Linked DNA regions of Homo sapiens: region 2 is linked to region 1. A link is an interaction called in ENCODE POLR2A ChIA-PET data of the cell type or tissue named here. Cell type or tissue: Caco-2. All regions are shown on one strand. Links, peaks and the distances in the headings refer to the core of each region. The heading gives the core; the rest is flanking DNA.

What was found. Peaks named below come from ENCODE experiments on the same cell type or tissue, not always from the same donor. Only the 100,000 strongest peaks of a DNase experiment are listed, where the experiment ranks them.
Region 2: POLR2A ChIA-PET joins it to region 1 with 17 read pairs; 5 of 35 experiments call an interaction of 5 or more read pairs at or near these places.

What each region holds. Positions count from the first base shown.
Region 1 is chr12:75,664,133-75,669,520 of GRCh38, reverse strand. The region is part of intron 6 of LOC105369844 (a long non-coding RNA gene); the gene reads left to right. Among named protein-coding and RNA genes, the nearest start is that of KRR1, 160 kb to the right of the region's middle. In Caco-2, for the core only: no CTCF peak of the experiment used is centred there; DNase peaks (open chromatin) are centred at 2,610 and 3,220.
Region 2 is chr12:75,806,096-75,811,483 of GRCh38, reverse strand. All of the region lies in intron 1 of LOC105369844 (a long non-coding RNA gene), which reads left to right. Among named protein-coding and RNA genes, the nearest start is that of PHLDA1-AS1, 220 kb to the left of the region's middle. In Caco-2, for the core only: no CTCF peak of the experiment used is centred there; no DNase peak of the experiment used is centred there.

The DNA.
Region 1 (5,388 bases), core at 176-5,175:
GGAGAATATTACACAACTACGTAAATGTGAGGAGGTGGAGATCAGTGGGGACTGCCTTACAAGGTTTCTTGCATACCATGCTTTTTAAGAGTTCTTTGTCTTTCCTTACACTGTAACTTGCCTTGTATCAAACTTCTGAGTTTACAAAGCATGTCAATTATTTGAGGCTTAGATCAAGTGCTAGCTTCTAGTAAGATCTTCCTTGATTGTACATGTTGAGGTTAATTTCTCCTTTGATTGTATTATCCATAATACTTTGTACCCTTTTTCATGAATTAGATTTTATTTTGAATTCTTTAGGATAAATATGGTCAGCTTGCCTTTACCTGCCATAATTGCTTTCCTTATAGCAGGAGGAAAAGCATACAACATTAAGATTAGCACATTTCTTTCTTTCTTTCTTTCTTTTTTTTTTTTTTTTTGAGACAGAGTCTCACTCTGTCACCAAGGCTGGAGTGTAGTGGCAGGATCTCGGCTCACTGCAACCTCCACCTCCTGGGTTTAAGGAATTCTCGTGCCTCAGCCTCCTGAGTAGCTGGGATTATAGCATGCGCCACCACGCCCGGCTAATTTTTTTGTATTTTCAGTAGAGACGGGGTTTCACCTTGTTGGCCAGGCTGGTCTCACACTCCTGACCTCAAATGATCCACCCACCTTAGCCTCCTAAAGTGTTGGGATTACAGGCATGAGCCACCCCTCCTGGTCAGCAAGTTTATTTTCTAAAGTCTATGTCTCTTGACAATGAATAATACTACAGCTTGAGTGAAAAGATAATAGATAATGAGTGATAAGTTTCAAAGAATCTACTAGATCTGAACCAATATTGTCAATTATCTTATAACATTTAAGATTAAAAGAAATAACCCACAAGAGACATCTGGCACAGTGCCTGCATACAATGGTAGTTCATTCAAGGATTGATGCAGTTGTCACCTTCTTTTTAAATTTTCTTTTCCCCGCATCTTAGCACCCTCTTTTTATATAAACTGTTTGAAAATGCTGCTTGAGGTCCGGGCATGGTGGCTCACACTTGTAATCTCCGCCCTTTGGGAGGCCAAGGTGGGTGGATCACCTGAGGTCAGGAGTTCAAGACCAGCCTGACCAACATGGCGAAATCCCGTCTCTACTAAAAATACAAAAATTAGCCAGGTATGGTGGCGCATGCCTGTAGTCCCAGCTACTTAGGAGGCTGAGTGGGGAGAATCACTTGAACCCAAGAGGCGGAGGTTGCATTGAGCCAAGATTGTGCCATTGCACTCCAGCCTGGGCAACAAGAGTGAAACTCCATCTCAAAAAAAAAAAAAAAAAATGCTGCTTGAACTATAATACCAGGATTAAAATCACTTATTTAATTATTTAGTGTATTCAAACAATTATTGAGTATTTTCTAATGCCATTACAGACACAGACATTAGAGATACAGCAAGAAAAAAATTGAAAAAAGTAACTTTTCTTCTATTGGAGCTTGTATTAGGTTGGTGCAGAGGTAACTGTGGTTCTTGCCATGGAAAGTAGTGGGAAAAACTGCAATTACTTTGCACCAACCTAATATTTTAGTTAGGGGAGACTGATAATAAGCAAGTATGGCAGATAGTGATAAGTACTATAAAGAAAAATAAAGTGAGGAAGGGGATAAAATGATGAAGTGGGTACTATTAATATTTTGTACAGGATGATGAACTGGTATTTGAGCATGAACCTGAAGAAGTGAGAGATTAAGCTATGTGAATATCTGATAGAAGAGCGTTCCAGAAAGAGAGAAGAACAAATACAAAGGCTTTATAGAGGGAGCGTGATTGTGTTGGAGGAACGAGGAAACCAGCTGATGAGGAACCATTGAAAGTTCTCAGCAGAATAATACAGTCTGATAAATATTTCTAAAGGATCACTGCAGCTGTTGTATAATAAGTAGACTGTAGGAGGCAGGGATATAAGCAGAGAGACCAGTAAGTAAGCTACTGCACTATTCCAGGTTAGAGGTGATCAAGGTTTGAAGTAGAACCAATAGAATTTGTTGACTGATTGGATATGGGCTGTAAGAGAAAGATGATGTTACTATTATCTGAGATGGGAAAGACTTTGGGAGGAGCTGGTTCAGCAGGGGGAAAGATCAGTAATTTAGTTTTGGATATGCTAAGTTTGAGATGCCTATTGAACATTGAAATTGAGATGTCAAGTGGGAGGTTAGCACTATAGAGTTCAGGAGAGAGGTTGTGTTCTGAAAATATAGATTTGGGAGTCATCAGTATGTGGATAGTACCTAAGAAATCAATAACTGAATGAAGACAGAGAAGAGAAGGTCCTAGGGCTGAGCTCTGCAGCTCCACAGTGATGAGAAGGCCTCTTTCATCTGGAATGCTGCATCCTGTTTCACTGATTCTTTGGCAGAGCTACAAACCTTTTTTCTCCAGAATAGGACTCACCGCCTACTCAATCTGCTGAAGGGAGGCACTTTATCCTAGAAAAGCAGAAACAAAGTATGGTGAGAAGCAGCCTGATGTGTAATCCTTAACCGAGGGGATCTGTAAACACCTTTCTAAACTAAATTATGCAGAGTTTCTGTGAGATTTCTGTAGATCAGCATCAGGGTCTGGGGGCCCCTACAGGATGGTTGAAATGGAAATGAGCCCCGATCCGTCTTTTGGGGTCAAAGGGGTCATCCTGTCAGCTGAACTCCTTCCTCTTCACTTTTCACTGGTAGAATTTCAGAAAACTAAAAATTGTAGATAATAAAAAGGTTTAAAAGTAGCAATAAAACAATAAAAAAGAACAGTTAAATAAAGATAAAATGATACAAGAAACTAGGTTACATAAATGAACCCAACCCCTCCCTGCCACCAAAAAAAAAAAAAAAAAAAAAAAAAAAAGCAGAAGGCAGCAAGCAAACCATGAGGTAAGAACAACTAAGATAAAGGAAAATCTGAAACTAAAGGTCAGAGAGAATAAAAGAATAATCCAAACAAGCTAAAGTGATAGAAAAGAGAGTAAACAATGATTTCAAAGTCCAGGAGGTTAACTAGTCAATATTGACTAAATTAAAAATCAGTAGCACAAGTTCCAAAGATCAACTGAGAGAGTCTCTTTAGCTAAGGCCCAAAAGCCGCAAATAAGTTTTTTCTTCTGTGGCCTGGGATCCACGGGCAGCTGTCCCCTCAGCAGGTTAGGGGCCTGACTTTCACTCCGCACCTCTTCTCTCTGATTCTGGTATCTTCTCTCCTGGGTTCAGTTGCAGACAGGCTCCTGAGTCTCTACCACAGGAATGTCTGTGCTAGCCATCTTTCTCAGCTGTGACTCTACCCTCTGGCTGTTACTGATAGAGGAGAGGGAAGCACTTGGCCCAAGTTGGATCAATCAGAGTCTCTTTTTTGAAATCTGGATTTGTTATCAAGACTCACTCATTTAGGGATGGCCTCTTTAATCATAATATTAAATAATTAATATTTGTTGAAGATTTATGTGGTGAACATTGATCTTTATATGTGTTTTCCAACTAAATTTTTAAGAACCTTATGAAATCAGTATTATTATTGAAGAGGAAACTGAGGCCCAAGAGGTTAAATGACTTTCCCAGTGTCACACAGCCTGTAGATGGTAGAATTAGGATTTAAACTCACCTCTGTCTGACTCTGGAGCCTGTTCTTAGCCTCATGTAATAGTGCCTCTTTTGAAGAAAGGAGATATAAACTTGGAAACTGTGGGATCACTGTCTTTTGTCCACCACGTGAACAGAGAGCAAAGAATGAATTGACGTTTAAATATATAGAGGAGCTGCAATGGACTGAATGTTTATGTCCTCCTAAAATTCATATGTTAAAATCGTAACCTCAAGATGATGTTATTTGAAGGTGGGGCCTCTGGGATATGATTATGTCATTACAGTGGAGCCCTCCCTAATGGGATAAGTGCCCTTATAAAAGGGACCCCAGAGAAACCCCTTGTCCCTTACCCCATGTGAAATTACAGCTATCTATGAAAAAGGGAGTGCTCACCAGACATCAAATCTGCAATGCCTTGACCTGGGATTCTTAACCTCCAGAACTGTGAGAAATAAATTACTGTTGTTTATAAGCCACCCAGTCTGTGGTATTTTGTCATAGCAGCCTGAATGGACTAAGATAGCAATCAAGATGAGAAAGGGAAATTCCTAAGCTTCTCCTTTGAGTTTGGGCTCCGTTTCTACTACCACGCATTGTGAGCCACCCCTGCTTTTCCATAATATATTCCTTCCCACATTTTTTTTTTTTTTTGAGATGGAGTTTTGCTCTTGTTGCCCAGGCTGGAGTGCAATGACATGATCTTGGCTCACTGCAACCTCTGACTCCTGGGTTCAAGCGATTCTCCTGCCTCAGCCTCGCAAGTAGCTGAGATTACAGGCATGTGTCACCATGCCTGGCTAATTTTGTATTTTTAACAGAGACAGGCTTTGTGCATGTTGGTCAAGCTGATCTCAAACTCCCGACCTCAGGTGATCCACCCGCCTCAGCCTCCCAAAGTGCTGGGAATACAGGCATAAGCCACCACACCTGGTATTTCCCCTTTTTGTTTTAAACTAATTCAGTTATATTTCTGGAACTTGCAACCACGAATCCTAACTAGTATTGATGTGAGTTATGGAGGACCTCAAAGCTCCAAGCTTCCCTTATAAGCCAGGCTTCTTTTGATTGCTAAAAAATAGTGGCCTCTTGGATTTGGCTCTCGATCTTTTTTCTCTGCTACCCACTTTCTAAACTGTAGCTTCTTTGAGTACAAGGATAATTAATAGGTCTTTTTTGTGCTCCTAAAACACTAGATGTTTTGCAAATGCTAGGTCTCAATAAATTCTTGTTTAGATAAGTTAATTCATATGATTATGTATTTCCTTACACAAACGTGACACCTTCCTAAAGTAAACTTGGGAATGATTAAAAGGCTATCTTTCTAGAATGAAAAGGTCACATGTTACATGATTTTATTTATATAAAATATCCAGAATAGGTACATCTATAGAGACTGAAAACAAACATTTGCCAGGGACTGGAGAGAGGGGAGAATGGAGGAACTGCACAATGGGTCCAGGGTTGTATTTCGAGGTAACGAAGATGTTTTGCAACTATATAGAGGTCATGATTATACAACACGTGAATGTAATAAATCGGTCTGAATTGTTCAGTTTATAATGGTTGATTTTTGTTATGTGAATTTCATCTCAATTATAAAAATATTAACAAATTTCTATTTTCTGAAAAAAAAGTTACCTTCCATGTAGGTGGTAATCATCTGGGCTTGAGCTTATTGGTTTGAGGATGGTAGGTCAATTCTGGGCATGGGAGCAGGGCACTCCCTGACCATTGTCATGTTACAATGATTCCTTCATCTGAAATATAGGAGTCAGAGAACTCTTCACAAGAA
Region 2 (5,388 bases), core at 156-5,155, 140 kb before region 1:
AAATCTAGATTGAGATATGTTGCTCCCACCTTGCTCTTCATCTACCCAGTTTCTTTCTGCCCTTAATAAGTAATTTCAATTAGTCTCTTGCTATTTTTCCAGTGTTTTTTATTTTATTTTCGAGACAGGGTCTCATGACGTTGCCTGGGCTGGAGCGAAGTGGCTATTCACAGGTGCCTCCATAGTGCACTACAGCCTTGAGCTGCTGGACTCAGTGATCCTCTGGCCTCAGCCTCCTGAGTAGCTGAGGACTACAGGTGCACACCATTGTGTCCAGCTGCAGTGTTTCTTATTGCATGTACAAGCATACATATACATTCTTATTTCCTCCTCTCTTTTTTCAGAAAAGATAGCATATTACACTATTTTGCACCAAGCTTTTTCATTATTGAACAATATATTTTGGAGATCTTGCCATATTGATACATAGAGAGCTTCTTCATTCTTTTTTTATTTGTGTACCATATTCAGTTATACAGATACACCATAGTTCTTTTGACCAGTCCCCTATTTTTGGAGGTCATTTCCAGTTTTTGCTATAAGAAACAGTTCTCTAGTTGATATCTTTAACCATCTATGCTGTGATACATAGGTAACAGTAACTGTGGGATAGATTCCCAGGAGTAGCATTGTGGTTCAAATGCATCTGTAATTTTGGTAGATATTGCCAGATACCCTTCCATGGGGGCTGGCCATTTTGCCTGCCTTCTAGTGCAGTGTGAGAGTGTCTATTTCTTTGCAGCTTTAGTAACTGAGCATTTTCAAACTTCTGTTTGGGGCTTTTTTGTTTGTTTGCTTTGTTTTGTTTTGATTAGTCAAATAAATTAGCTCAAGGTAGTGCAATTTGTATTTCTCTTATTATACTTTCTTGAGGTCATAGTATATTATTATTTTTGTTTGGTTTCATGATCTCCCAGAGAAGGATCATGACCCGATGATGGCAGGGTGGGGGATTGTTGGGGTGGATAATCCTTCCTAGATGCTTCACTCTTGGGCTCTAAGGACTTTATAAGATTCTAGATCCTCCATCATGTCCTTGTGTGTTAGTTTTATTACTCCATGTTTTCCTGTAGTGATTAGTAATTGTAATACTAACCAACATGTATTGAGTGCTTGTTACATTCTAGGTACTATTCTGAGCACTCTCTATATAATTCATTTACTCTTAAAAAAAAAACTTTATAAGGAAAGATGTTATAATCTATATTCAGATGAGGAAATGGAGGTACAGCAAGGTCGGTAACTTGCCTAAGGTCCCAAAGATAGAACCTAGGCAGTCTGATAGAGGGTGAACAACATCTTGGATTTTTGTTTGTTTTTTTTTTGTTTTGTTTTGTTTTCCTGGGACAATCCTGGTTTTTGCCTTTAAAGTTCCATGTCCCTGAAAACTCCTTAGCCTGGGCAAACTGGAGCAGTTGGTCACCCTAGTTTGACCCTAGAGCCCTTGCAAATCACTATTACATTTGTCTTAAGCCTACAAGAGGATGGATGCATGTAATCAGAGGAATGGGAGAGAGAGCGTTGCTATAGCAGCATGTGTGAGACTTTTAATTTGTAGATTCCTATTTTTATTCAATTAGCCTGACACCAAGGGAGCAGGAAAAAAGAGTGGGGCCATTCCCTCAGTCAAGTAGCTGCAGAAATGAGAAATAGCCAGAGAGAGAGAATAGCTAATCCAGCTGCTATCATCAGAAATCCGTGTGGAGGTCTAGTAAAACAAAAAACAAAAAACAGAAAACATATATAGTCTTGTCACTACGGTAAGTGAACAATTTGCATGCACTATTTCAATTACTCCTCAGAGTAGCTCTGTGAGATTGGTACTAGTATTGCATCCATTTTCCAGATGAAGAGAGGTGAAGAAACTTGCCCAAAGTAAGGTAGATCGAAACTCAAGCTCTCTGCCTGCAAAATCCATGCATGTTTTACCTAAATTTAAGTGCATATTTGATTCCTAACTGGGCTCTTAATGACTAACAGTAGGAAAGACTCTTGAAATCCTGAATCTTTGGCCTTGCTGCAAGAGATGCTGATTTATTCTTGAATGGAGAAACCTAGCAGCTAAACAATTAGAGATGCTTTTAAAGATTTCTAACAGCTTCGGGAACAAGCACTTGTTTAAACATGTTGAGGCTGTGAAGAGCAACAGATAAGATTCTGCTCTATTTTTGCCACCAGGAGCCATGTGGTCTTGAGCAAGACTCATTTAAACTCTCTTGGTTTGGGTACTTAAGTATAAAATGAGGATAATTGTTTCTTACTTACTTCAAAGATTATCTTCTGAAGACCTTTCTTTTTCTAAGATTCATCAGCACAATCCATACGTCTCTGATTTCTCAAGCTACATTATATTTGTATTAGTCTGTTCTCATGTTGCTAATAAAAACATACAAGACATACCCAAGACTGGGTAATTTATAAAGGAAAGAGGTTTAGTTGATTCACAGTTCAGCATGGCTGGGGGGTGCCTCAGGAAACTTACAGTAATGGCTGAAGGGGAAGCAAACACATCCTTCTTCACATGGCAGCAGGAGAGAGAATGAGTGCCCATTAAAGGAGGAAATCCCTTAAAAAACCATCAGATCCCGTGAGAACCATCTCACTATCATGAGAACAAGATGTGGGAAACAGCCTCCATGATTCAATTTTCTCCGCCTAGTCCCTCCCATGACATGTGGGGATTATGGGAACTACAATTCAAGATGAAGATGAGATTTGGGTGGGGACACAGCCAAATCATATCAATACCTGAGAAAAAGCAAGGACCCAGTATAGAAAACATTATACTAAGTACACAGTATATATAAATTTATATAATTCAAGAATGAATTTGGCTAGAGTCCTATAATAGGATTTCTAAAGTTAGAATTTCTAAATTGGCCCCCCAAAGATGCTCTGCCTAATCCCCAGAACCTGTGAATGTGATGAAATGTCTTTGATTATGTTATATGACACAGTTGACCTTGAAATAAGGGGGATTATTCTGGGCTATGCAGTGGGCCCATTACAATCACATGATCCCTTAAAAGCAGAGAGCTTTCTTTGGCTGGTGGCAAGTGGGGCTGAAGTAGGAATAATGGTAGTTGAAGAGATTTGAAGCAACAGGGCCATTTGACACACCACTGTTGGCTTCGAAGATGGAAGGAATATGGGTGGCCTTTATAATCTGAGAGCAGATACCAGCTAACAGCGAGCAAGAGACCAGCAACCTCAGTCCTGCAAGTACAAGGAATGAATTCAGCCAATAGCCAGAATGAGTTTGAAAGTGGATTCTTCTCTAGAACCTCTAGATAATATCCCAGCCTAACCAACACTGATTTCAGTCTTGCGAGGTCCTAATCACAGAACTCAGTGAAGCCCACTTGGATTTCTGACATGCAGAGCTGTGAGATGATAACTGTACAGTGATAACTGTGAGATGTAACTGAGAGATGATAAGTAACTTGAGGGTTTTTTTTTAGATATCAATAGATAATTAACATGTCTCCATCTAGGTTTCTTAGAATCCTGATTTTTTATCTCCTACTCTTGTGGTCTTTTGAGTTGCATTCTAGACTGAGGATATGGTCTCAGTATTTCCATATTCCCTCTTGATTTCAAGCAGTTCCACAAAACTAGGAGTCTCCAATCACATCCTCTCTAATCAAATTCCTGGCAGGATGCTGCTGCTTGACTTTGGTTGTCACCGTCTCTGTCCCTTACCTTACCATTGGTACAGGCCACTGTTTCAATTATTGATCAAGGCCTTACTATCTCACCTTTCCTACTTTCTATTAGAGCTATTAGAACTAATAAATAAATTCATTAGAACTGATTAATGAATTCAGTAAAGTTGCAGGGTACAAAATAAACATACAAAAATCAGTTGCATGTCTTTACACAAATAATGGTCTCTCTGAAAAAGGAATCAAGAACATAATCCCATTTACAATAGCATCCAAAAGAATAAAATAGTAATAAATGTAACCAAGGATGTGAAAGATCTTCACACTGAAAACTATAAAACATTGATGAAATAAATTAAAGAACACACAGTTAACTGGAAAGATATCCCATGTTTATGAATTGGAAGACAATATGGTTAAAATGTCTATACAATTTGAAGCAATATATGCATTCAATGTAATTCCCATCAAAATTCCAATGCATTTTTCACAGAAATATAAAACATTCTAAAATTTGTATGGAACCACAAAGATGTCAAGTAGCCAAAATAATTTTGAGAAAGAAAAACAAAGTTGGAGGCATCATACTTTCTGATTCCAAATTATAATACAAAGAAATAGTAATCAAAACAGTATGGTACTGACATAAAAACAGACTCCTACATCAATGAAACAGAATAGCGAGCCCAGAAATAAACCTATACATAGATGGTCAACTAATTTTTGACAAGGCCACCAGGAAGATACCATGGGGGAAAGGCTAGTCCCTTCAGTAAATTATGTTGGGAAAACTTGGTATCCACAGGCAAAAGAATGAAACTTGACTAATGCCATACACAAAAATAAACTCAAAGTAGATTAAAGAATGAAACATAAGACCTAAAACTGTAAAGCTCCCAGAAGAAAATATAGGGGAAAAGTTTATTGATTTGGCCTTGGCAAGGATTTTTTTGATATCTCACCAAAAGCACAGAGAACAAAAGCAAAAATAAACAAGTGAAATGACAGAAAACTAAAAAGCTTCTGCACAGCAAAGGAGCTAATCAACAAAATGAAACAGCCAACAGACTGGGAGAAAATATTAGGGAATTATGTGTTAGATAAGGGGTTAACATCAAAAAACAAGGAATTTGCACAGTGCAATAGTAAAAAAAATCAAATAATTCAATTAAAATTTGGGCAAAATACATGAATAGACATTTGTCCAAAGAAGAAATAAAATGGCCAACAATTATATGAAAATGTACTCAACATCATTGGTTATCAGGGAAATGCAAATCAAAACCACATTGAAATATCATCTCACTCCTGTTAGAATAGCCATTATCAAAAAGACAAGAGAAATAAAGTGTTGGTAAAGTTGTGAAGAAAAGAGAACCCTAATACAATGCTGGTAGGAACGTAGATTGGTGCAGCCATTGTGGAAAACATTATGGAGGTTTCTAAAGAAATGAAAAATAGATTTATCATAAGACCCAGCAATTCCTCCAATTTTTTTTTTACTCTATTTTAAGTTTAAAAAATGTTTTTAAAAGTGTCTATTAGATGAAAGGAGAATATAGGACTTATGAGAAATTGAGATGCTTTTTTGTTGGTCAAGTGTTACTATGGAGATGTTGTGGCAACAGAGTTGAAGCAATAGAGGTGAAATCCAAAGTGACATGAGACTAAGATTAGAACCAGAATAATTATGAGGAAACAAATTTACACCAGATGATAGAGT